Regions from separate parts of the Homo sapiens genome. Here all the other regions are linked to region 3. The links are chromatin loops, found by intact Hi-C in ENCODE. Cell type or tissue: sigmoid colon. All regions are shown on one strand. Region 1 overlaps ARHGEF26 (Rho guanine nucleotide exchange factor 26). Region 2 overlaps ARHGEF26-AS1 (ARHGEF26 antisense RNA 1). Region 3 holds the start of ARHGEF26 (Rho guanine nucleotide exchange factor 26).

Region 1 (8,000 bases), 61 kb after region 3:
TACAAAATCCACTATCTGGGGAAGCAGGAAAAGAGAGCATTCTGTATGTGAACAAAACTAGCTGATACAAGCCCCGGCCCTCCATCCATTTCTCTAGCTGCTGCACTTATTAAAAGGGCTTTATTGGCCAGGTACAGTGGCTCACACCTGTAACAATCCCAGCACTTTGGGAGGCCGAGGCAGGCAGATCACGAGATGTGGAGTTCGAGACCAGCCTGGCCAACCTGGTGAACCCCTGTCTCTCCTAAGAATACAAAAATTAGCCTGGCATGGTGGTGGGCGCCTGTAATCCCAGCTACTCGGGAGGCTGAGGCAAGAGAATCGCTTGAACCCGGGAGGTGGAGGTTGCAGTGAGCTGAGACCATGCCACTGCACTCCAGCCTGGTTGATAGAGTGAGACTCCATCTTAAAAAACAATAAATAAATAAATAAAAATAAAAGCTTTATTGAGATCACAATTCATATGCCATACAAATAACCCATTAAAATTGTATAATTTAGTGATTTTTAGTATAGTCATAGATTGTGCAACCATCACCAGAGTTTTACGATTTCATCACCTCAAAAAGAAATGCCCTACCCATTAGCGCTCACTCCGCATTTCCCCCCACACTTCCCCAGCTCTAGGCTGCCACCAGTCTACTTTCTGTTTCTATAGATTTGACTGTTCTGGAGATTTCATATGAATAGAAAATATAAAATGTGGTCTTTGATGACTGCTTTCTTTTACCTAGCATAAAGTTTTCAAGGTTTATCCATATTGTAATGTGTAAGTAAGTACCTTTCATTGCTGAATAATATGTTATTGTGTGAATATACCACATTTTATTTATCCATTCATTAATTGATGGATATTGGGTTCTTTTTTATTTTAAATTATGCTGCTATGAACATTTGTGTTGAAGTTTTTGTGCTTTCGATTTTTATTTCCCTCGGGTATATACTTAGGAGTGGAATTGAAGGGTCATATGGAAACTATGTTTAACATTTTGAAGAACTGCCGGCCTCTTCTTAAGTGGATATGTGTAGACTTGCAGCTGGCCTCTTTACCACCTTTGCACCTCAGTTCAGCTTTTTCCAGCCCTACACCCTGCCCTTCACCCTGCTCCCTCCAGGGTTACTTTCCTAAAATACCAGAAACCCTAGTGGTTCTCTTGTTACTTTGAAACAAATTGAAACTCTCTAATAGGGCATTTCGAGTTCTACATGGTCTAGGCCCAGGCTATGTTTATAATTTCATTTAATAGTAATTTCCAAGTTCTTGCGTAGATGTTTCATTATACAAGCACTAGATGTTTCATTATACAAGTCAGTGATTATTGAACTTCCTTTTAGTTATGGACCCCTTTGAAAATCATCCAATAGCCATACGTTTCTTGCTTCCTCAAAAAAAAATATGCATGTATAATTGTACTGACAACAACAAACCTGGCATGCAAGTTCAGAGAGTTTGTGATTGCTCTGGCACCATTAGCAAACCATGAAGTTCACCAACACATTGGCTGGGCACAATCTGAGTGTTCTTTGTTCAAACTACTCTCTCACCTCTCTTCTCCCTTTTCTCCTTCCTGCTGATTGCCTAATGAGAAGCTTTCTTGCTTTTTAGAGTATCTTTCAGAGAATCTGCTGGAAAGGAAGGTGGTTTGGCTCCTTTTTCCACCATTGCTGCTCCACAGTTGTGTGTGCAGTCCTGCAGCAGGGCCTTGAGGGAATTGAACAGAGAGGGCTAGCCTCTCTGAGAACTAGATGGTGAGTGCCATGAAGACAGAGACTTTTGTTGGAATTGTCCTGGGCTGTGTATTTTATGTGTCTAGAATAGAGCCTGGCACATAGTAGGCATTCACTAAGTAGTCACTGAAAGAATGGGTAGGGAAGGGAATTGAATCTGGAACCATCAGCTTTCTGGGATGGATGAAGCTATATATAGTAGGGCCCATGAGTTACAAGGGACCCGTATGCAGATACTGGATGTTGGTTACTGGGAATGGAACAAGAGGTTAGAAGAGAGTTTCTAAGACAGATTAAGAGGATGTATTAGTTTTCTATTGCTGCTATAACAAATTACAACAAACTTAGTGGTTTAAAACAACACAAATTTATTCTTTTTCAATTCTGAAGGTGGGAAGTCTGAAATCAATTTCACTGGGCTAAAGTCATGGTGTCACTAGGCTGTTTCCTTCTGGAGGCTGTAGGGGAGAATCCGTTTTCTTGCCTTTTTCAGCTTCTAGAAGTCACTTTTGTATCGTGGCTTATGAATTTTTCTGTCTTCAAAGCCTACTGTGTACCATCTTCTCTGATTTCTACTTCTCTTCTGACTCTTATCCTCCTGCCTCCCTCTCTTATAAGGACCTCTGTGATTACTTTAAGCCCACCTGGATAATCCAGGATGATTTTCCCATCTCAGTATCATTAATTACTTCTATAAAATCACTTTTACCATGTAAGATAACATATTCACAGGACATGGACATTTTTGAGATGATGGACATTAATAATGGACATGTACATGGCCATCATTTAGCCTGCCACAGGGGGCTCTAAAAATAAACATGGCGCCCTTTGTGTTTTTGCCAAGTGTGTCTGTTCCTTGCTCAGGGCTTCTTAATTGTGACATGACTTCTTCCTCACAATGATTACGCTAAGGCCAAGGACAGTGTTTGCATGTAAAGAAATGTTCCACCACTTCTCAGTTGCTGAGAACTGTTAGTTTTCCCTGGTTCATTTCTCTCCCACATGTAACTCACTGGGGAGGTACCAACACAAAGGACTTAAAAAGGTCTGTGCTGCATCCTCCTCTAATTTTGTCATTGGTAAGTACCTACTAAAACAGTAGCTATCAGAATGGGAATGAGAACTACCAGAGCATTTTTGTTTAGAACTCTTTTTTCCCCTCACATCCCAAACCACTTTTAATTTCTTATCCTCTTATTATCAATCCAGAGATAAAATTTCAGAAGAAAAGGCTAAAATAGAATATGAGAAGACATATAGTCTGCTGAAAAGGAAGTCTCTTGAGACCTTTACCAGATCAGGATGTAGGTAGGATATTTTCTGATTGAGAAGCAACTGTCCTATATTTGTGTCGAATCAACACATTTCCTATCACTGTTAGTCTCTGGTGAAGGATTCATCGATGAGCTTCATCTTCCTCAGCACTGATTTTGATGTATTGTTAATGGCTGCCTGGAGTGCAAACTCTGCATGTAGGCAGAGTGCCAGACAGTTACTGATGCCTGCCATGGGTTAGTGGCGGTGCGCTTGCCATGCTTTTATTCTCCCTGATCCAGTATGTCAAAAGAAACTGACTTCAACCTTCAGTGTCAATGTGACCACCAAAAAAATTCCAAATAAAGCAGCCCCAAATCTTACTTACCGGCAGCAGAATATAAATTCATTTTGGTAGAGTACAGAATGTTCTGTATTAGGAAAGTATTTCCAGCAGCACATACTTCGCTGCCACTTATCTGGAATATTTCTTTGTTTAGGGAAGATATTTTATTATATAACAACAACTTAGACATGTGAAATCTGCCTGGTATGTTACAAGTCTCCAGCCTAAGTGAATATGACCTTCTCTGGTAGGATACTGCAGCCATTTAGATTGACAGCTCATTTAAGTGAGGGAGACGTCCAAGAATGATTTCAGTTTGCTTTAGGCAGATGGATATTAATGAAGAAAAAGTACCTTGAAAGGATGCCATTCTGAGGAGGGCACCGGACAGCGGCATTGATTATAACCAGAGCTCCTTTTTTTCTGTGTTTCCAGAGCTAGAGTGCTGAGTGCTGCGCTGCTTAGTCTCTCTGTCATCCTTCTGAATTGGATAGGGGAGGGGCTGGTCTGGCAGGTTTTTCAGAAAATGCAGCTGGCATTGAAGAAACTCAGATTGGACTGGGTCTCTCTTTAGTAATCCTAATTGAAGAATTGTAAAGACTTGTGCTGGGAGTTTGTGTCTTCATTGGTGGCCCTTCCTGTACCTAGCACAGTTCTGGGAAGCCAACTTGTGGTCAATTAAATATATGTTGACTTATCAGTGATAAAAGCAAGGTAGAGACTGACCCAATTTGTGGGCATTACTTTCTTAGTAAAATAATAATAGAACGAAATTCTTTTACATGTTTCACCTTTATCATTTTTTATTTAAAACAATAAATTTCATTTGTTTATGTATTCACTGATCAAATATTTGACTGTCTCCTATATTCCAGGTACTATGGCCAAGTCTGGGTGGGTGGGTGGTTGGGTGTGTGTGTGTGTATATATACACACACAATATATATATACACACACACTATATATATATATAAATATAGTAGTGAACACAACAGACATGGCCCCATCCTCTAAACCTTGCTAAGAGAGACAAAAGTAAACAAAAATTATAAAAGAATTAATTGCCATCATAGTAGGTACACTGAAGAAAATATATGGGGATTTATGAAGTCATAGAACAAGAGAACTTAGCCTATCCCAGCAGGTTCAGGGAAAGCTTCCTGGAATAGATGAAATTTAATCTGATGCATGAAGGATGAGTGGGATTCATGAGGGAAAAAGGGGAGCGAGAATAGGAGGGCCAAAATGAATAACCCCCAGAGGGCTTCACAGGGCACCTGTAAACCAATATTTGATCACACTGTGTCAACCAGGACCAGAGCACATTGCTGGCTGTGATTTTCCTGATTATCTTTCTTGGAGGCTGAACCTGATATGGTTGCTGACCCTTCTGTTGTCTGCACATTTTGTCATGGCGTGGATCTTACTGTGAACATCTGCACTACGTTGATTTGTGTAATTTATTTGCTGAGACCATTCAACATTAATCTTGGAAAATGATCTTTTTCTTTGCAGTTCCAGCTGCTACTCTTCTTGCTGGATGTCTTAGTTGAGGGTTGGCCAGTAGTAACAGGTGGGCAAGATCAGCTCACCGCTGAGAGCTGAGGCAGCAGGTGTTTTGGTTCAAGCACAGGGTCTGGCTCTGGTTTCAAATGAAGTTGTGACTTAAGCACTCTTTGCCTTGGTTTTCTTATCTATAAAATGGGTATAATGACCATCTCATAAAGCAGGCTTGCTGTTGGTTTTGTTTTTTCCTCAAAAATGTAGTGCCACATTTAAGATCATCACATAATAAAGCAACCACAAAAGACCTAAAAAAAATCCCTGCAGTTTTAAAAAACGTTAGAAGAAAGGTTACTAGACCATAAGCAAGCTCCACATCAGGCTCTTTTTTCAAACATGGGTTTTAGCTGAATCATCTTGAACCTCCTGGGAGGTGGACCTTATATGTTTGGTAGGACCATTATCTGCACAGCTGAGGAGCTCACCTTGGCAGACTACAATCATTTAAAGCACTCATTTGAAGTATGGGTGTGATTTTGCTTGTGATGGTGAGTTAACAGCCAAACAGGGCTAACTTGTGTTTCTGGTTAGGAGGGAATGTTTCTAGGCAGCTTTTCCTGGTCCACAGAAGGTTTCTCTTTAGTGGTGAGATTGGAAATGCTTTACAGGGAAAAAAAAGATAAAGGTTGTGTAACATGATTGGTTATAAAACATGAACATCTTGGTAATACTACAAAGAGGAAATAAGTGGAAGTATTATCCCCGAAAAAAATTCATAGAACTTAAATACGTATTTCCATTAAAAAGTTGTCCTCCTCGTAAGCCAAATTATTTCATTCAAGTTTCATCCAGGGAACCAGAATACTTTTACTTTTGCTTCAGATTTGATTTGATTCACCGGCATTCTTGGTTCCCGAAATCATACCTCATTTTTTAGAAATACTTTCTTGATCTTTTTGTAGCTAACTCACTTAGTAAAGTATGCAAATTTTCCAAAATAACTAATAGATCATTTAACATAGAAAGCTTTAAATTATGTCTTAATTATGTCAATGTAAAAATAAAAGGTGGGTGGTTTGGTTTATATTGAAGTAAGTAGCATAAACAGAAATTTAATTAGTACCTTATTTTTAATATCGTACTTTGGCAAACCTTTCACAGTGATAAATGAAATTTTCCTTTTCATTGGGAAAAGCCAAGTTACTGTTGTTTTTGGTTATATAGTTGCATTCCTTCAGGCTGGTAACAGTGTAAGCTAAAGACAAATTGTAAGAGCTACTTGCCTCAAGATATTTATATCCTAGAATTATAACGGCCTTATGGTTTCTTCTTTTTTCAATTTTCTTTCTTTTTTTTTTTTTGAGACGGAGTCTCGCTCTGTCGCCCAGGCTAGAGTGCAGTGGCGCAATCTCGGCTCACTGCAAGCTCCACCTCCTGGGTTCACGCCATTCTCCTGCCGCAGCCTCCCGAGTAGCTGGGACTACAGGCGTCTGCCACCACCCCCGGCTAATTTTTTGTATTTTAAGTAGAGATGAGGTTTCACTGTGTTAGCCAGGATGGTCTCGATCTCCTGACCTTGTGATCCACCTACCTCGGCCTCCCAAAGTGCTGGGATTACAGGCGTGAGCCACCGTGCCCGGCCTTTCAATTTTCTTTAAACAATTTTCTTTACATTTGCATTACAAAACAGTTGGAGTTAAATGACAAATATTTCACATTTCTATGAAAAACAGCTAGAAATCAAATAGTCTTAACTATATAGTACCTAGAATTCCAGTTCCTCTGAATTTTCACAGATGTGTATTTTTAGCTGTCCATTAGACATCTCCAAGGCAAAATTAAATGGAGCTCTTCCTGCTGCTTCTCCCTGTTCCTAAATCTCTGTCTTCATTAATGGTTTAAGAACCCACTTTATTGACCGGGTGGAAACCTTGACCAGAAATCTCAGCATCTTCCTTGACTTCCCATCTAATGCGTTTCTTGAGTCTATTAATTTTATCTCCAGATTGTTACCCTATGCTGGGTCCTCTTGATTTCCCACTACCAGGCTTTATTGTCAGCTTGCCCAGATTAGCCACCTAACCGGCCTGCTTGCCATCTGTTCCTCCCTACTAGTAATCCATCCTTGCTCTGCTCCAGTTTTCTCGGATTGAGTGATTTATTGGCTTCCACACCTCCAGTGGTTTCTTATTGTCTACAGATTAATTGTAAACTTCCCAGCATGCAGTATAACCTTTGCAATCAAGCTCAGCCCTGCTCTGCAGTCTTCTTTCTGTGCCCTTGTTCCTCCTGGAGTGGAGTCTGTACCTCAGCTCCACTGAACTTCCCAGTTTCCCCAACCAGACCCACGTTGCTTCCACTGCCCATTGTGCTTTGCTCCCCTGCTCCCGTCATGTCATCCTTCGCACTGATAATCCAGCTTACACGTGTCCTTACCTGTGTTTACCACAAGAGTGGTCACTCTGCCCTCTGGAGTTTTCTTTGTAGGCCTCTTTGGTTTTTTACTCACCATACTTCTGACACCAAATGTGTGAATTTTTTTTTTATACCAACCGACTCTCTAACCCTTGAGACACCAATTGTGTGTCCTACAGTTCCGGTCCTACAATTTAAGTTCCTACATTAACCACCCTGAGTTTGCATCACACTCCACAGGTTTAAGGTTTCAGCCCACAATACTGCCCTCATTTAAGACGGCAGATGCAAGTATTGGGTCCCCAGGTTACCCACACTTCTCTTCTACTTGGCTACAAAGTTGTGGGGGGATTTCCACAATCCACCCCTATTTCAGGCCCTGATGATTTGCTAAAATGGCTCACAGAACTCAGGAAGGTACTCTACAATTTCTGCTTTATTATATAGGGTACGACTCAAGAACAGCCAAATACAAGGATTGTTACAGGGCAAGGCTGGAGGGGGTGCAGGTACTGCAGACCACCTAGTCCCTCTCAGGGCCTGCTACTCTCCCAGCACCTCAAGGTGTTCATCGACCCTCCCTAACCCCATCAGTTAAGGGTTATTGTGGAGGCTCCATTACATAGGCACTATTGATTAAATCATTGTTCCTTGGCAATTGAACTCAAACTCTTCTCTTCTTATGACTGGAGATAGGCAGGCATGGCTGAAAGTTCCAGCTCTGCAATCATGCCTTGGTCTTTCTGGCATG
Region 2 (8,000 bases), 59 kb before region 3:
ATAATGTCTCTATATTGACAATAAACTCAGAGCAATGATAGAATTTTTTAAAAACCCTTTTGTAATGGGTCATTAAGACAACGAATTAAGGATATAACTTTCCTAGCACAGATAGGCACAAGACAGGAGACATGTGCAGAACAACACAGACAACTCAAGAAAAGAAAACAGGTCAGAAATAAGTCTTTAGCTTATCGTGGTTAAATGATTCAATAATAACTTTAAAAAGAAGATGTGAACATTAATTTCTGGATTAGTTCATTATTCATGCCTTATTATGAACACCACAGAATACTTTTATATAGTTCTCATTTCAAAATATACGCTTAACAATTTCCAATTAATTTCTCCTATTGCTGCTAAATTTTTCAAGTTAAAAACTCTCCAATCTCCATATAGATAATTTATCAGTACTAAATGGACCCACTTAATTATTTTGACCAAGATATTGCTGCCCAGAGAATCAAATGAGTTAAGGAATTTATCATACACGTTGGGCTTTCGTGGTGAGGAATAGAGAACAGCAATACATTTCATGTTATTCAGGTGGAAGTGCAAGGTTCTTCCAATTGCACAGTAGACACTTGACCTCTGGCAACTAAGTGAATTCCAGTCTCCACAAAATGCTGATTCTGAAGCTTTTTTAAAAACCCTCTTTTAAGCCCATATTCATCTCCAGCTACTTTTCTTTGACTGACTTTTCCTCTATACAAAATGTTGGTAAGTTGCCAGATTGGAATAAGTTGAAGAGCCTGTGGGAGATGCAGAAAAAGATAAAGAGAGAGAACAGGCAAGTCTCACTAGACATTTTGTATGAAGGAGGGCATTAAGACCAATCTGCTATGCTACAATTTGACAGTGGCTACATTCTTTGCCTAAAGCCACACTAAGTGTCTCCTAAGACTCATCAATATACTTCCTTTTTTAATTTCATGTGCTCTTCAACTACTTATTCTGATATAGAAACTGTAGACTTTGGGAAAATGAAACTGCTGTCAAATCACAGCATAACAGGGAGGGAGGCAGGATCTTTCTCTTCTCTCATTGGCTTAACCCAGTATCAAGCCAGAAGCAAGGGAGCCCGGCTGATGTAATTCATAATATCTTATTCCCAGGGCACAGAGTAGCATGGAGAAGCATGGACAGACAAACAGAGAATAGCCATAATTCTCCCTCAGTTTTATCTTTAGTCCGACAACTCTCCTCAACGGTAATTTTATTTTCTTCTGTCTGATCACTAAATGTTGGAATGTCATAGTCATTCTTAGGCTCTCCTGTCTTTTCACTCCACACTATACACAGAAGAGATACTTCATACTTACGGTTGCAATTACCACCTACACACCAATGATCCACAAATGTGCAATTCCAATCCAGACCTCTCCCCTGAACTTGAGACCAAAATATCCAAGTGCCTCTTGGACGTCTCCTGTTCAATGTTCCAAACTCAACATGTTCACAACCACCTTCATAATCTTCCCCTCTAAATGGGACCCCCTTCCAGTGTTTCCCCTCCCTACAAATGACTGCACTAGTCAGAACATTCTGCAATCACAGAATCATCTTCTTCACATTTCATACGCAATACATTAGTAGGCACAATGGATCTGTCCTGAAAAATCTCTCAAACTGATCCACTACTGTTCATATCCACCACCACCAAGGCACAAGGACCTTCATCTGCACCAAGACTACTATTGCCCACCTCACTCCTACCACTACTCGAATCTGTTTTCAACTTAATAGACAAAGTAATCTTTAAAAATACTCATAAGTCTGGTCGTTTCACTGCCTTGCTCTAAAGCCTTCAGTCATTTTTTAGTCTCTGACGAGAACTTTATCATGATCTACAAGGCTTCCTCCAGATTCTCTCCCTCCTTATTCCTTCTCACTCTCTGTGCTCTTGTCATACTGCCATTAGTTCCTGAGAAAGGCTGAGCCTCTGCCTGCCAGAGGACATTGTGCATGGACCCCTTTGAATGAAATGCTCTGCTGTGGCCACCACCTTAATCCTTTGGCAACACAATTGCAACTCACACTCCAGATCTTAGCTCAGACAAGTTGTAATTTTTCTAGGAGAAAGCCTTCTTGCCCCCTCCTTTCAAGCTAATAGGCTCCCTCATAGCACTGTGCGCCTTTCCTTCATAGAACTTATTACCTCATTTGTCGGTTTTAGTTTTTGTGTTGTTGCTGTTGTTGTTGTTTTGGAGCCTGGGTCTCGCTCTGTCGCCCAGGCTGGAGTGCAGTGGTGTGATCACTACTTATTGCAGCCTTGAACTCCTGGGATCAATCAATCTTCCCACCTCAGCCTCCCAAATAGCTAGGACTACAGGAGCACACCACCATGTCTGGCGAATTTTTTGTATGTTTTGTGGAGACAGGGTTTCACCACATTGCCCAGGCTGGTCTCAAATTCCTGCGCTCAAGTGAACTGCCTGCCTTGGCCTCTCAAAGTGCTGGGATTACAGGTATGAGACACTGCACCCAGCTCACATTTCTAATTTTAAATTTGTTGGGGGGTGATTATTTGATTAGTGTTCCCTGTCCTCAGTAGACTGTAAGATCCATGTGAACAGGACCATGTCTACTTTGGCTTACAGTATTCACAGCACTGTGCCTAGCATATGGTATGTGATTGACAGATATATCTGCTAAATGGAGGTGGGAATAGATGACTGGATGAGTGAATAAATGAATGAATGGAAATAGTCAACGTTAATCCTGCACTTGGCAAGCACTGTCATTCCAGCTGGGAGGTCTTTGGTGTTGGCTAATAATACAAGAGACTGAGACATGAAATACAAAGTAAAAACTGAATTTTTAATTATTTCAAGATTTGTGTAAATAAGAAACTCTATTCAAGCAGTCCCTTGGGTGGGCCCTGCCTCAGGCATGCTGGGACCTCAGCACCCCAGGCCAGAAGGAAAGAGGAAGAGCCCAGGGCCTACAGCACACATCAGTGCAGGGCCCACTGTAAGGTGAGGAGCTCAGGAAAACAGTCCAAGATGCTTAGGTTAACACTTGGGCGCTCAGAGTTGACAGAAAGGTTAACACAGAGTTCAGTTCCTGTTAGAGCAGTCCTGCAGGGGTTTGCCATACCTGTCAGTGAGCTGTAAAGACTTTCCAATCAGATAATACACACGAGAGCCTAGAGAGAAGACGGAAAGGAAACTAGTCAAACTGGCTGTCTGATCAAACTGGCTGTCTTTACATGGGTGAGTGCTTTTGTCGCAGGGAAACCATTTGTGCATCTCAATGTTCCTCACGCGGATGCCAGCATTCTTTTTTTCACTTCCAAAATGTTTTCCAGCTCTCATGTAAATCTGGTCTATAATTCAGCAAAATTATTTTTAGGAAGATAACACACTGTTTCATCTTTGAGCCTAAAGTGAATAAAAGTTTTAAAAACTTGTTTTGGAAATAATATAATGACTTCTCTGTATCTGAATATACCATGTAACTATGGGTGAAAAACAAAACCTGCAGCTAACAACTATAATTTGTAAGGTTGCATTGTTAGCCTGAGGAGCTGCCAAGGATGTTTGGAACTAGGAATTTTTTAAACGCCGTGACAACTGGTATTCTTTAACATCAGATAAATTAATTTTATCTATCTACACAAAATTATCAAGTCTCAGACTCCCTGGCAAGTTGTATTTTGTTTGTTGTTTGTGAGACTTTTCAAGTTTTTATTCATTTTTTATGTCTATGGTACTCCTACCTTCATGTGACCATTTTCAGTTATTTGTAGAGCCTGACGGGACGCATACAGCATGCATACAGAGAGTGAAGGAAAGAAAGAACAGACCCAGGAAATGCCTTTCCTCAGAGGCATGATAATGCCAAGGCTCAGACTTGACTTTGCAGTTTTCCAAACTTGTCTCTGTTTCCATTAGCAACTGTGAAATACAACCAGCACAGTGTTTCACATTGAGACTGCTTTTGCCAGGAGGTTGCATAATTAGATTGAATGTGCTTAATCTCTCCTAGAGCTAAAACATGGAAAGATTTCATTTGATGAATTAGAAAAAAATAAACAGTGGAAAGTATTTAAAACAAGCATTTGTGGGTTTCTAACATCAATACATAATGTCTTTTCCTGGTTTGGTTTCAGAAGTTGCACATCAAAACTGCTATATCTAATGGTGAGGTTTGTAGAAAAAGTTGTTGCAGTTGCTTCTTACAATGGGAGCCAGAATTAAAAAACCATTGCACCATAATATCGCTCATTAGAGAATCAGGGGAAGAAAACAAAGCTATCTCATTCAGTAAATGACCTGTGATACTGAGGCATTATGTTTGGCCTGATGGGGGAGAAGTGAACCAAAGTCGTGCCTCTATGAGCTTGCAACTGATTAAGAAAAATTTTAGCGTTAAAAATAATACATAATGTAACTGTGACTATTTTACATGTCTTAAGATTGTCAAATTCCTTTGTGCTGACAAGGATTAGAGATTTCTCACAAAAAAATGTCAGTTGAGCTGAACCTTAAAAGAAATAAATAAATGCACAGAGGCAAGAAGCACAAATACCATCTAATTCCTGCTCTAGTCTAAAATTCCACTGCAACCATGATCAAAGTATCCACTTTGAAAACAACAAGTAGGTTTTCTGAGTGTTTTAAACTCTATTTATTTTTTATTTTCTATTAAGTTTAAATACCAGAACTGGTACTAACTCTAATCGCCTAAACTAATACATAGATTCCCATCCTTCAAGGTAACTAAAGAGATTGGTTTTGTTTTCTTTTAAATTTCACAGTCACATAGGTATAGTTTTTGTTTTTATTTGTTTTACCACAGGTAAGGATTAAATCAGGCTGAAATATGCTGGTTTTAAAAGCTTTACTTATCACACTTTCATCTGAAAATAGCTTCACCATCAAATACTTCCTCTTCCATATACCTAATGTGTAGTTACCTCCCACTAGATACCATTTCTGCCAAGAAGCTAAAAGGTCCTTACTCCCTTCAGACCTGTTCATCCCAACACAGTCTTTCCTAGACACACACACACACACACACACACACACACACTCACACACACATTGTGGGAAAAGGAATAAAACTCTGCCCCCAGATATCTCCTCATTTTCATGAAGCTATCCCCTGAAAGCCCATAGAATATTGCATTATGAAGAGTGACGGTGTGTTAACTTCACACATTCTGATAAGCTCAGACTTATAAAACCACCTCCTGATGACTGACTCCTCTCTCTCTGTGTATATATATATATACACAGAGACAGATATAGCTATAGAGTAGTTGCCCAATTTCTCTTGACTGCCTCAGACGTAGAGAACTCAGCATGTTCCACGTAAGCCTTTTTACAAGTACTAATTTCTTCAGTTAGCTATCATTCAACAAACAACAGTACCTGTCATAATTTCATACTTTTTAATTTTGAAATAAGATTATCTGGGGGTGGGACCTAAAGCATCAAGATTTTGACAGCTCCCAGACATAATATTCAACCAAGGAAGCTCCAAGAGAATGGGATTGTTGTAGGAGTTACTAAGAAATTATTTTAGGCAGATAGAGAGGAAAAGGGGTCCTTGGGAAGTTTTAATTTTTAAAGCATCCCCAGAAAAGTTTCTTGTAAAGCCCTGGCTCTTAGAACCAGGCCGGCAAACTTTGATATGCAAATGCAGGCCATTAGAAACTGGGTCCACCCAACATTGCAATTCCCGTGCCCTTCTTGCCCTTGCCCCACATGTGCCTGGAAGCATGGTCGCCCCCACATATCCCTGCGTGTGTGGAACATCATGGCGCCTTGAATTTGCATATTAAAAGGCTAGGCTGGGAGGGCCAGTTTTTTGTGGGCTACGTGAATGACATGCCTGGTCAAACCAATCCCCTGAGCCCTATGCAAATCAGACACCACCTCCTCCAGCCATGGAATACAGCTGGTTGATATTACCTGAAAGCAGGGTTCTGTCTGTCTCTTGACTTTGGAGCCTCCCTCCCTCTGTCTCTGCGCAGGGGAGCTGCTTCTTTCTTTCTTCCCCCTTCTTTCTTGCCTATTAAACTCCCTGCTCCTTAAAACTACTCCACGTGTGTCCGTGTTGGTTTTTCTAATTCGACTCGAGAGGAAGAACCTGGTGTTCCTCCACTCATTGGAGCTGTATCAGGATCATGTCTGTCACTCTGTCTTGTTTGTTTAGCGGTCGACCACTAGCCCGTGCGCAGTGCCTGGGCATGGGAGGCTCTTTTTAAAATGATTCATCAAATTGTCATTAATGAAACTAGTACATGGTTAATTAATAGAAATAGTTCATTGATTGAGGTGACAGAAAGAGAGTCTCAGTAGAGTGGGAACAATTATTTGAAAAGTCTCATAATTCTGATGACATAATCAACCTGCACTCTTCCACTGTCATAGCTGGGAATCACTAAATTGGACTACACAATGTTAGAACTGGAAGGGCCTTAGAGATGACTTGGTCATTGGCTTTCAGCTTGGAATCTGCCAAGCCCTCGAGTTTCTTAGTGGGACCTCAAGGGTGGGTAAGGTGGTGAGGGGAAGGCCAAGCCAGTGGGGACCCAGCTTCCATGTCATCTCTCCAACAGAGGAACTTTGCTTTTATTCCTTCATTCAGCAACTACTTGCTGAGTATATACATTTCACCAGGTTTATGGTTATGCTAAGGACACAGGAATGAGAAAAAAAATTGCCTTTCTTATAACTCACAATTGTACATGGTTTATTTGTTGAGTTCTACATAAGATTTCTTCTGAAAAAGAGCTCTTTGATAGCTAGATAGATAACGCAGATATGTAAACAAACTAAAGGCCTACTTCTTCACTTTATAGATAAACTGAGATTAAATGAATTACTGAATTAACGGTCAAAAACATGTCAGAACCAAGACCGAACTCTACTTCCTCTGTCACCAAGCCCAGTGGTCTATCCATATGACATTTCACATTATAGAAGTAGTGGTTTCATGAAAGAACTGAGACTACATACAAGAACAGATCCTTACCATCTCCCTCATGGAGTTTAGAGTTCCGTAAAAATGGAACTGCCAGTAGCTCGGTATATTGGTCAGCATAACTGGTTGCAAGTACCTAAAACACCAACTCAAACTGGATTGAACCATACAGAGAACTTATTGATTCATGTAACTGAAAAGTCCAAAAGGAGGTACAGTTTCAGAAGATTGATCCAATGGTTCATACAATGTGACTAGAACATAGTTGCTTCCTCTTGTTCCTCAGCAATATTTCCTTAGCAATGGCTCCATTCCCAACAGGCATTCTCCTTGAAGTCTCAAGAAGGTGTCCAGGCTACATGTTTTCAGTAGAAAAGAGAAAATCTGCTTACCAGAACTGGAATCCCAGAACATAATCTTATTGATCTGAATTCATCTGTACCTATCTGGGCTAATATGCTGATGGGCTTAAGGTGACTGAGAACTCTGAATCTGATTGTATCTGAATCTAACTGAGCAACCCAGTTAGCCAATGAGAATTCTAATGAGAAATCTAAACTTTTAAAGTTTATTAAACATTCAAACATGAACACTAAAACATAATAGTGCTAGTGTTTCCGGATGTGTTTTTCTTTGCTATAATATTACATATTGTTCAAATTTGTATAAGATAATATTTAAATGACGAGTGTAAAAAGTTTGCAATACACATTTGACTCTTGTACATCCAAAGATGCTTTGTCTTGGTTATACGGTGGTTGATAAATAAAAACTGTAGGCTTATTCACAACCTTTCCTCAAACTTATGTACTTGAGCTGAGTCCTAAATAGCCACAAACAAAATATGCTATTCTTGCTTATAAGTACTATTTTAAAAGTAAAAGATGGCACACTTGGTGTGAATGCTCAGTTGTTGCTTTTAATTATAAATACATTTGGAGTTATATTTTTTGTGTTGGTATGAAACAATGTGTTTTCATGAAGCTAACATTAAGTTTACACTGACCCCACTGATAGCATCTGCCATCTCGTCTTCTGAAATTATAACATTTCTGAGATTGTAT
Region 3 (8,000 bases):
ATCCCAGCTACTTGGGAGGCTGAGGCAGAGAATTGCTTGTACCCAGGAGGTGGAGGTTGCAGTGAGCCAGGATCACGCCACTGCACTCCAGCCTGGGGAACAGAGTAAGTCTCCATCTAAAAAAAAAAAAAAAAAAGACAATCTTTGCTTATCTAATAAATGAAAAACTATCTCACTAATTCTTAAATTTTGTTTTTATTATTGAGATTGAGTATATTTTGATGTATAGTGGACATTCATGTCTTCTCCAAAATGCTTATTCTTACTCTGTTCATTTTACAACTTTCGTTATCTTATTCTTATTGATTGTATGATACAGCCACTTAACACTTTGTCATATATATTTATATATTTCAATATATAATATATATATTTAATATACAACATATAAATATTTAAATATATATGACAAAGTGTTAAATGGCTATATCATACACAAACCTATTTATATTTATATTTTATATATATTTAAATATTTTTCTCTAATTTCCTTCTAAGAGAAGATTTCCCTCAAAATGTATGGGTTTATGTGGCTTTTCTTAATGCACAAAGGTTAAAATGTTTAAATTGTCAAATCTGTCAATGTTTTGTTTTTTATTTCTGACACTGGTGTCATCATATTCATTTTTTAGAAGATGGCAAAGTTTAAATCTCTTCAAGGAGTATGTATTAGTCCATTTTCACACTGCTATAAAGATACTACCTGAGACTAGGTAATTTGTAAAGGAAAGAGGCTCAATTGACTCACAGTTCCATATGGCTGGGGAAGCATCGGGAAACTTACGCTCATGGCAGAAAGTGAAGAGGAGGCAAGAACCTTCTTCACATGGTGGCAAGAGAGAGAAGTGCAAGCAGGGGAAATGCTAGACGCTTATAAAACCATCAGATCTCATGAGAACTCACTCACTATCATGAGAACAGCATGGAGGAAACTGCCCCCATGACCCAATCACCTCCCTCCATGAACACATGGGGATTACAATTTGAGATGAGATTTGGATGGGGACACAGAGCCAAACTGCCAAATCATATCAGAGTAGTTAGTTGTCATTCAGGTAAAATCTCAATCCCTCAGTCTCTGTTGCATACCACATTCTATTCTCACCATATTCAGCCAAATTAACATCCCACAACTTCTAAAAGCAAACTGTGTTTTGGTGAGCTTAGTTTCTTGTATGTTTTGATGCATGGGCTCTGGAGTATTGTAAAGAAAAAGTTTAGGATTCTGACTCAACCAATTATCAACAGTATGAGAAGAGCTTTTTGGGCTTCAGCTTCATATTTAAGTGGGCTCAGAACTAATGTGAGATTAAGTTATGTGTAACAAACAACAAAGCTTAAAATACAGTTGGCACTTAATGAATATCAGTTCTCCAGCCATCCCTCCATGTTTTTGCTTATCCTGGGAAATCTTTCTGTGACATCATTGTCCGCTTCTCCACCTTGCAATACTTTATCTACCCTTCTGGGCCAGTTTTATCCAGACTCCTTCACAAAGGTTTCCATAGAACAGAGAGCTTACTATGCATCTTACACAGTTTGGGTGTCTTTTATTTTAATGTTTCAGTCATGTTTCATGAGCCAAACTGTAAGGTTCAGGAATGTTTGTCTTAATGCTTGGCACTTGAATGCACCCAATAAATAGTTGTTGAATGTATAAATAAACAAAAGGTACACGGGATGGGAAATACTGGAAAATTGGACATATATTGTAATAAGACTAGCTAACAATTTGCATTTAAAAATTAGCCAAATTATTGTGCTTGGGACACAAAATTTGTGACCAATGTGAATTTGTTTAGTAAATGTAGCCATATATATCTTGCGTTGTACCATTGAATATTCTAATAGTTCAATATACCATTGGAATATACCAGCGGAAAATATCATTACAAATAGTTTGACATACTGTATTTCTTCAATTTTAAGAATAATTTGGTACCACATTTTAATTTCTTTGAAACTGGGATGTGTCTTACTATCAAATAAACATCCAGTGGCCAGGTGATAGTGATGATATAGTTGGCATTGCCTATTTTTGAACATGGGCATAAATGAATTGTTATCATTTCTACTAAATTCTATGAAATTTAGTCCTGTTGTGTCAAAGCCATATGCCAAGAAACATAGTTGAAGGCAGGAGAAATTACCAGATATGACAGATTAGGTGAAAGAAATTCTAAAGCAAAGAGAGGTTGATATAACCAATTCATGTATCATGCAGGACTATGGTTAAGGCATGAAACTACCATTTGTGAGAAACTTTCTCCTGGCCATTAATAGAGAAGCTGCATAGCTTGTAGTGACATACAATTCAGTTGAACAAGAAAACTATGTGTTTAGTCAAATGGGATAGTGCCAGCATCACAACTGCAGAATGAGTGTCATTGTCTAGGAGGCAAATCCCAGAAACAAGATTGGAACATCCTTTTAAGAAATGGTGCACTATCAACAATATTGTGTGGAAAAACACACATGAATGCTTTTCATGAAAAGGTATTCAGAAGAATCAGGCTCAATGTTCGGGACTTTGGTAAATTCATTTTGCTTATATTTTCCTTTCCTACATACACACAGTACTAAGCAAATCTATGTATAAGTGTCTAAAAGCACTAAGTATAAAGTAAAAATTCGATATGACATAACATATTGTCATAGTTTTATTAGCAGCTCTTTTCCTTTCTTTTGAGTGGAACATATAATTGAAGATAGGTTAGATTTGAATAGATAACAATAAATTGAATAGGCACTAGGTCTGTGAGTTTGTAAACTTCCCTCAGTGAAGGACCAGAGCTTGGTGTTTTGTTGTTGTTTTGGTAGGTATTTTGTTGTCTGTTGGAAATGAGGTAAGAAGATCCTATGAAGTCGTCACAAATATTGGTTATACTTGTTTGTAGAAGCAACATAATTTCAAGAAAAGCCACCTTCTCACATCACCTTTTACAGCTTCTTAACATAGGTCACAGGTTGCATTTTGAATTAGGTGAATACTCCATTTGTCAGTCGGTAACCACTTCTGAAATTAATTTATTATATTTCCCCAATATAACAGCAATACATGTTGGTATAGAAAACACCTTATATTAAAAAAAAAGTCTATGTACCTACATGTGAGTATGTAATCAGCCATGTCTTCCACCCAATGTGGAAAATTTCTTTCTTAAAAATTTTCTTAGGCCAGGAGCGGTGGCTCACACCTGCAATTCCCAGCACTTTGGGAGGCCAAGGTGGGTGGATCACCTGAAATTGGGAGTTCGAGACCACCCTGACCAACATGGAGAAACCCTGTCTCTACTAAAAATACAAAATTAGCCGCGCGTGGTGGTACATGCCTGTAATCCCAGCTACTCGGGAGGCTGAGGCAGGAGAATTGCTTGAACCCTGAAGGCGGAGGTTGCGGTGAGCCGAGATCGCATCATTGGACTCCAGCCTGGGCAACAAGAGCAAAACTCCGTCTAAAAAAAAAAAAGTTTCTTATACATTTTTCGATGCCGTTTCTTTTTTTCTTTGTTTATGAAAATGTCTCAGATCAAAGTAATATATCTTCATTGTCCAGGATATTTCGTTAAGTATAGAAAAATATAAAGCAGCATGAAACATACTATCCTTCATCTCACCACCCAGAGATCACATCTTAATATTTTTGGCCATTGCATTCAATCTAGGGCAAAAACAGGCAGCATAACTTGCACACAGTGGATGCTCACTGCATCCCTGCTGAATGCATGAATGCAGAAAGAGAACTTGGAGAAGGGCCCATTTGTCTTGCTAATAGAATCAATTATACAGCTCTTATGGTCTAAAATTATTTGTCTTCTCAAGTTTGCCTCATTATTGTCACACAGCAGGAGCCTGGCCAAGACACAGCCATCTTTCTACTATTTGACAACCAAGCACTTTGGAAGGAATGGTCACTGTTTTCACTTCATTCCTGTCATTCATTCTCTCACTCATTAAATAAATATTAAGTGCCCACCATGTGCCGGAAATACGGAGAAGAAAAAAAAACATGACCCCTGCCCTCATGCAAATTACTGTGTAAAGACAAAAGACAATAAACATAAACACATAAATATATATATATACAAAATTTTATAAGTGCAAAAATAGAAGAGAACAAGTGGCTGGGAAAATAAACGGGGCAATGGTATAATTAAGGAGGGGACAGGGAAGGCCTTTCTGACGCAGTGACAAGTCGGGTCAAGAAGGAACGAAAGGGAAGGTTATGAGGCTGTCAAACTTTGAGTGTGGCCAAAAAAATAATGAAGAAAGTGATGGAGGAAAGACTAGGCTGAAGAAGTAGGGCAGTAGTGAAGTGTCTTGTAAGCCATGCTAAGGATTTTGAGTTTTATTCTATGTACTGTTGGAAACCAATACTTTTTTTGTAGTGTAAATTGAGCTTATTTTTCACAGATAGGTTTCAAGATGCAAAGCATACAAGGACCAAAAATAATTATATGAAAACTCTCCCTCCCTCCGGTTTCCTAGCCACCCAGTTTCCCTCTTCAGAGCTGCCAGTCTTTCCTACGGAAAGACTCTAGGCACAAACAAGCCCATCTATCTGTTTATATTATAATGCATTTTCAGCACTGGGACGAGCCCATCTGATTTAAGACCACCTGAATGCTGAGAGGGCATGACTCTGCGTTAGAACTCTGCGCTACTGCCCACGCATCTCACAAAGTCTACTACGCCGCGCGTTCTCGGTTTCAACGCACCTCCAGGATTCAGGGCTTCCTAAGCTGCAATTCAGCAGGGCTCCCTTGCTTGTTCTCACTCTGTGCCCCCGGCAACGACCCCGCGCGCCTACACTCCCGTGCCGCCTCAGCTACTAGTCCGCAACTTCTAGCCCCAAAACGCTGGAGCTCAGAACCCAGCTCAGGTGCGCTCGTCGGTTTCCCAGGGAGACTGGGGCTGATTGTAGGCACGCGGGGGCGGGAAGACAGCTTCTTGCTTCTGGCTGCGATGGAGGCGGATCTGGGCGGGGCCGAAACGGGGGCGGGGCCAAGTGTGGGGGCGTAGTCAGGCGTGGGGGCGGGCCGGCGCCGGCGCCGCGGTCGGCGGCAGCGCTCTCCTAAGCTCTCGCGGCTGCGCTTCGGTCCCGGACCCGGGCCACCCACGGGGTAGTGGGTGCTCCTCGGCCCCGGACATTGCAAGCCCCAGAAGGTAAATTTGCGTGGGAGCCGCGCACCTGGAGCGCGAGGGTACCCATGATGAGGGCGGGAGGCTGGATGGCGACAGAAGGGAGCGTCCCGCGGCGAGTTTCCCAAGAAAGCTGAACTCGTCCCAAGTTTCTTGTGCCTCGGCTTGCACTCAGTGAATGGGTGGCGGGCTCATTTGCTGCGGGTGGTCTTTTGGCGCGGGAGGGACGCGGAGGTGATTGGATTAATCCGCCTGGGCGGCAGCCCAGATTTCTGCCGGGAACCGCGCACCGCAGTGGTGCAGTTTTTGCCCGAGAAAGGGCGGGTAAGTGCGGTGCAGTCGTGTCCTGCGCAGCAGCAGGGGGACCGCCGGTCTGGGAGCACGCGAGTCGGCCAGGCGTCCCCGGTTGTCCAGAGGCACAGTTTCCTAACTTCTTTCCTCTTTAGGCAAGACTAACTCGGTGTTGCTCCTCCCGGCGCTGACTTCGAGGCCCGGCTATGGACGGCGAGAGCGAGGTGGATTTTTCTAGCAACAGCATAACCCCTTTGTGGCGGAGGCGGTCGATTCCTCAGCCCCACCAGGTTCTGGGCCGGAGCAAGCCGAGGCCCCAGTCCTACCAGAGCCCCAACGGGTTACTAATTACGGATTTCCCGGTGGAGGACGGAGGGACGCTCCTCGCAGCGCAGATTCCCGCCCAGGTGCCCACCGCCTCGGACAGCAGGACGGTACATAGGAGCCCCCTGCTTCTGGGCGCCCAGCGGAGAGCGGTGGCCAATGGTGGGACGGCATCCCCGGAGTACAGGGCTGCCTCTCCTCGACTTCGACGGCCCAAGTCACCCAAGCTCCCCAAAGCGGTGCCTGGCGGCTCCCCGAAATCCCCAGCAAATGGCGCGGTGACCTTGCCTGCGCCGCCGCCGCCGCCGGTTCTGCGCCCCCCGCGGACTCCTAACGCGCCCGCCCCCTGCACCCCCGAGGAGGACCTTACTGGGTTGACTGCCAGCCCGGTGCCTTCGCCCACTGCAAATGGCCTTGCCGCTAATAACGACTCTCCTGGGTCAGGTTCGCAGTCCGGCCGGAAGGCAAAGGACCCCGAACGGGGGCTCTTTCCTGGGCCCCAGAAAAGTTCTTCGGAACAAAAACTCCCCCTCCAAAGGCTGCCCTCCCAGGAGAACGAGCTCCTCGAGAATCCTTCCGTGGTTTTGAGTACAAACAGCCCCGCCGCCCTCAAAGTGGGGAAGCAGCAGATCATTCCGAAGAGTCTGGCCTCGGAAATTAAAATAAGTAAATCCAACAATCAAAATGTGGAGCCCCACAAGAGACTCCTCAAGGTGCGCAGCATGGTGGAGGGCCTAGGAGGACCCCTGGGTCACGCAGGGGAGGAGAGTGAGGTCGATAACGACGTGGATAGCCCAGGGTCTCTGCGGAGAGGCTTGCGGTCCACGTCTTATCGCAGGGCAGTGGTCAGTGGCTTTGATTTTGACAGTCCTACCAGCTCGAAGAAGAAGAACAGAATGTCCCAGCCTGTTCTGAAAGTGGTGATGGAAGACAAGGAGAAGTTTTCCAGTCTGGGAAGGATAAAGGTAAAAGTGGGCAGGAGTGTGGCACGCCATTCACTAAGCGGAAAGTAAATGTGTTGGGAGTGGGGAGGAGGAGCGTAGAGGAAACCCGAAGAAGTCATTCCGTTTTAATTCTGTGTTTTGCTCTTGATTGCTAGTGTACATCCAGCTCTTGGCCACTTTGATGCTGGCAGGCACAGCCGAGTTTAGTGCAACTTTGTGGGAAGAAGTGAAATTCATCACTTTTAAATTTCTAAGCTCAGGCAGAATTGGGGGGGACAAGAGTGAAATATGGCAGATTATTGGCTGAGTGAGTCTTTACCACTTTTAAAAGAGATAGCTGAAAGGGGGAGGAGCATGTTCAGAACCGCACTCTGCAGTCAAGTTGTCTGGAGTTTGCTTAGAGGTTTCAGTCAATGATAGCTGTTATCACAGCTGATTCAGAAAAATACTGATTCCTGTTTGAGCCTGTTGATTATTTTTTGCTTTTACTTACTGAATTTTGAGTGGTTACTACGCACTTGATGTCATTCAGGTAGAATGTGAATTTGAAAATCAGTTGCCAGGATCACAAAAGACATAAATATTTTGTCATCTTTTTTGTTGCTTGTTTTTGTCACCGTGGCCTTTGGTTGTGTTTTATTCCCGTTGTATGCCCATTCATCCTTGAGTGCATGTAACAGATTGGCAGCTGAAAACTTAAGGTTAGGGTGGACACTGTGTGGTATTGCTCCCCTATATTGTCCCATTAGCTGCACTTATTAAAATATTGTCAAATATGACATAAAGAAACAGGGAAAACTGAAGAGGGGTATTTTGGAGTGTGTGCTTCCTTCCACAGAAACAACACAGGTTTCAGCAATAAGGCAGATTCTTTTTGGCAGCCACATTTTTTCTTGGTTAATCAGAGCACTGGAACCAGTCTATATAAATGGCACATATGCAAAACACAAGCAAGCCTGTTTTATTTTAGAGCCCGTGGTCTTAAAGAAAATAAATTACATAACATTTTATGTGTTTTTTCCAACTCTGCAAGTATAGCAAAGTTCAATTTAACAGTGATGGTGAATCACGAGTTGTAAAATGAGCTGACCTGCTAGTTATTTGAGGATTCTCAATCTGTTTTGACAGGGTGTGGGGGATCTTGTACATTTTATTTCATTGTTTCAGTGAATTGTAGTGATCAAATGAGTGAACTCCTCCAGGGCTCAGCTTCTGTGCGCTCTTGGAAATCTAATTAATGTAATGACTAAAAAAAAGTATTTTTACTTAAAATAGCTGTATTTTCTATTTGGCTCATTC

The links. A loop is a pair of places that touch in the nucleus more often than their neighbours do. Peaks named below come from ENCODE experiments on the same cell type or tissue, not always from the same donor. Only the 100,000 strongest peaks of a DNase experiment are listed, where the experiment ranks them.
Region 1: it touches region 3 in a loop (2.3-fold over the local background); 4 of 110 quality-filtered maps call a loop at or near these places.
Region 2: a loop joins it to region 3, with 5 times the contacts of the local background. A loop is called at or near these places in 3 of 110 quality-filtered maps.

What each region holds. Positions count from the first base shown.
Region 1 is chr3:154,177,796-154,185,795 of GRCh38, forward strand. The region is part of intron 6 of ARHGEF26 (Rho guanine nucleotide exchange factor 26); the gene reads left to right. Among named protein-coding and RNA genes, the nearest start is that of ARHGEF26, 60 kb to the left of the region's middle. In sigmoid colon, no CTCF peak of the experiment used is centred here; DNase peaks (open chromatin) are centred at 3,796 and 4,926.
Region 2 is chr3:154,056,915-154,064,914 of GRCh38, forward strand. All of the region lies in intron 2 of ARHGEF26-AS1 (ARHGEF26 antisense RNA 1), which reads right to left. Among named protein-coding and RNA genes, the nearest start is that of ARHGEF26-AS1, 60 kb to the right of the region's middle. In sigmoid colon, no CTCF peak of the experiment used is centred here; no DNase peak of the experiment used is centred here; H3K4me3 peaks cover 391 bases.
Region 3 is chr3:154,116,354-154,124,353 of GRCh38, forward strand. ARHGEF26 (Rho guanine nucleotide exchange factor 26) reads left to right here and starts at 5,037. Exons shown (of 15, transcript NM_015595.4): 1 at 5,037-5,166; 2 at 5,589-6,722. The coding sequence starts at 5,640. It overlaps ARHGEF26-AS1 (ARHGEF26 antisense RNA 1), which reads right to left and starts at 4,857. Exons shown (of 4, transcript NR_037901.1): 1 at 4,719-4,857. In sigmoid colon, no CTCF peak of the experiment used is centred here; DNase peaks (open chromatin) are centred at 4,978, 5,438 and 6,008; H3K4me3 peaks cover 4,041 bases; H3K27ac peaks cover 434 bases.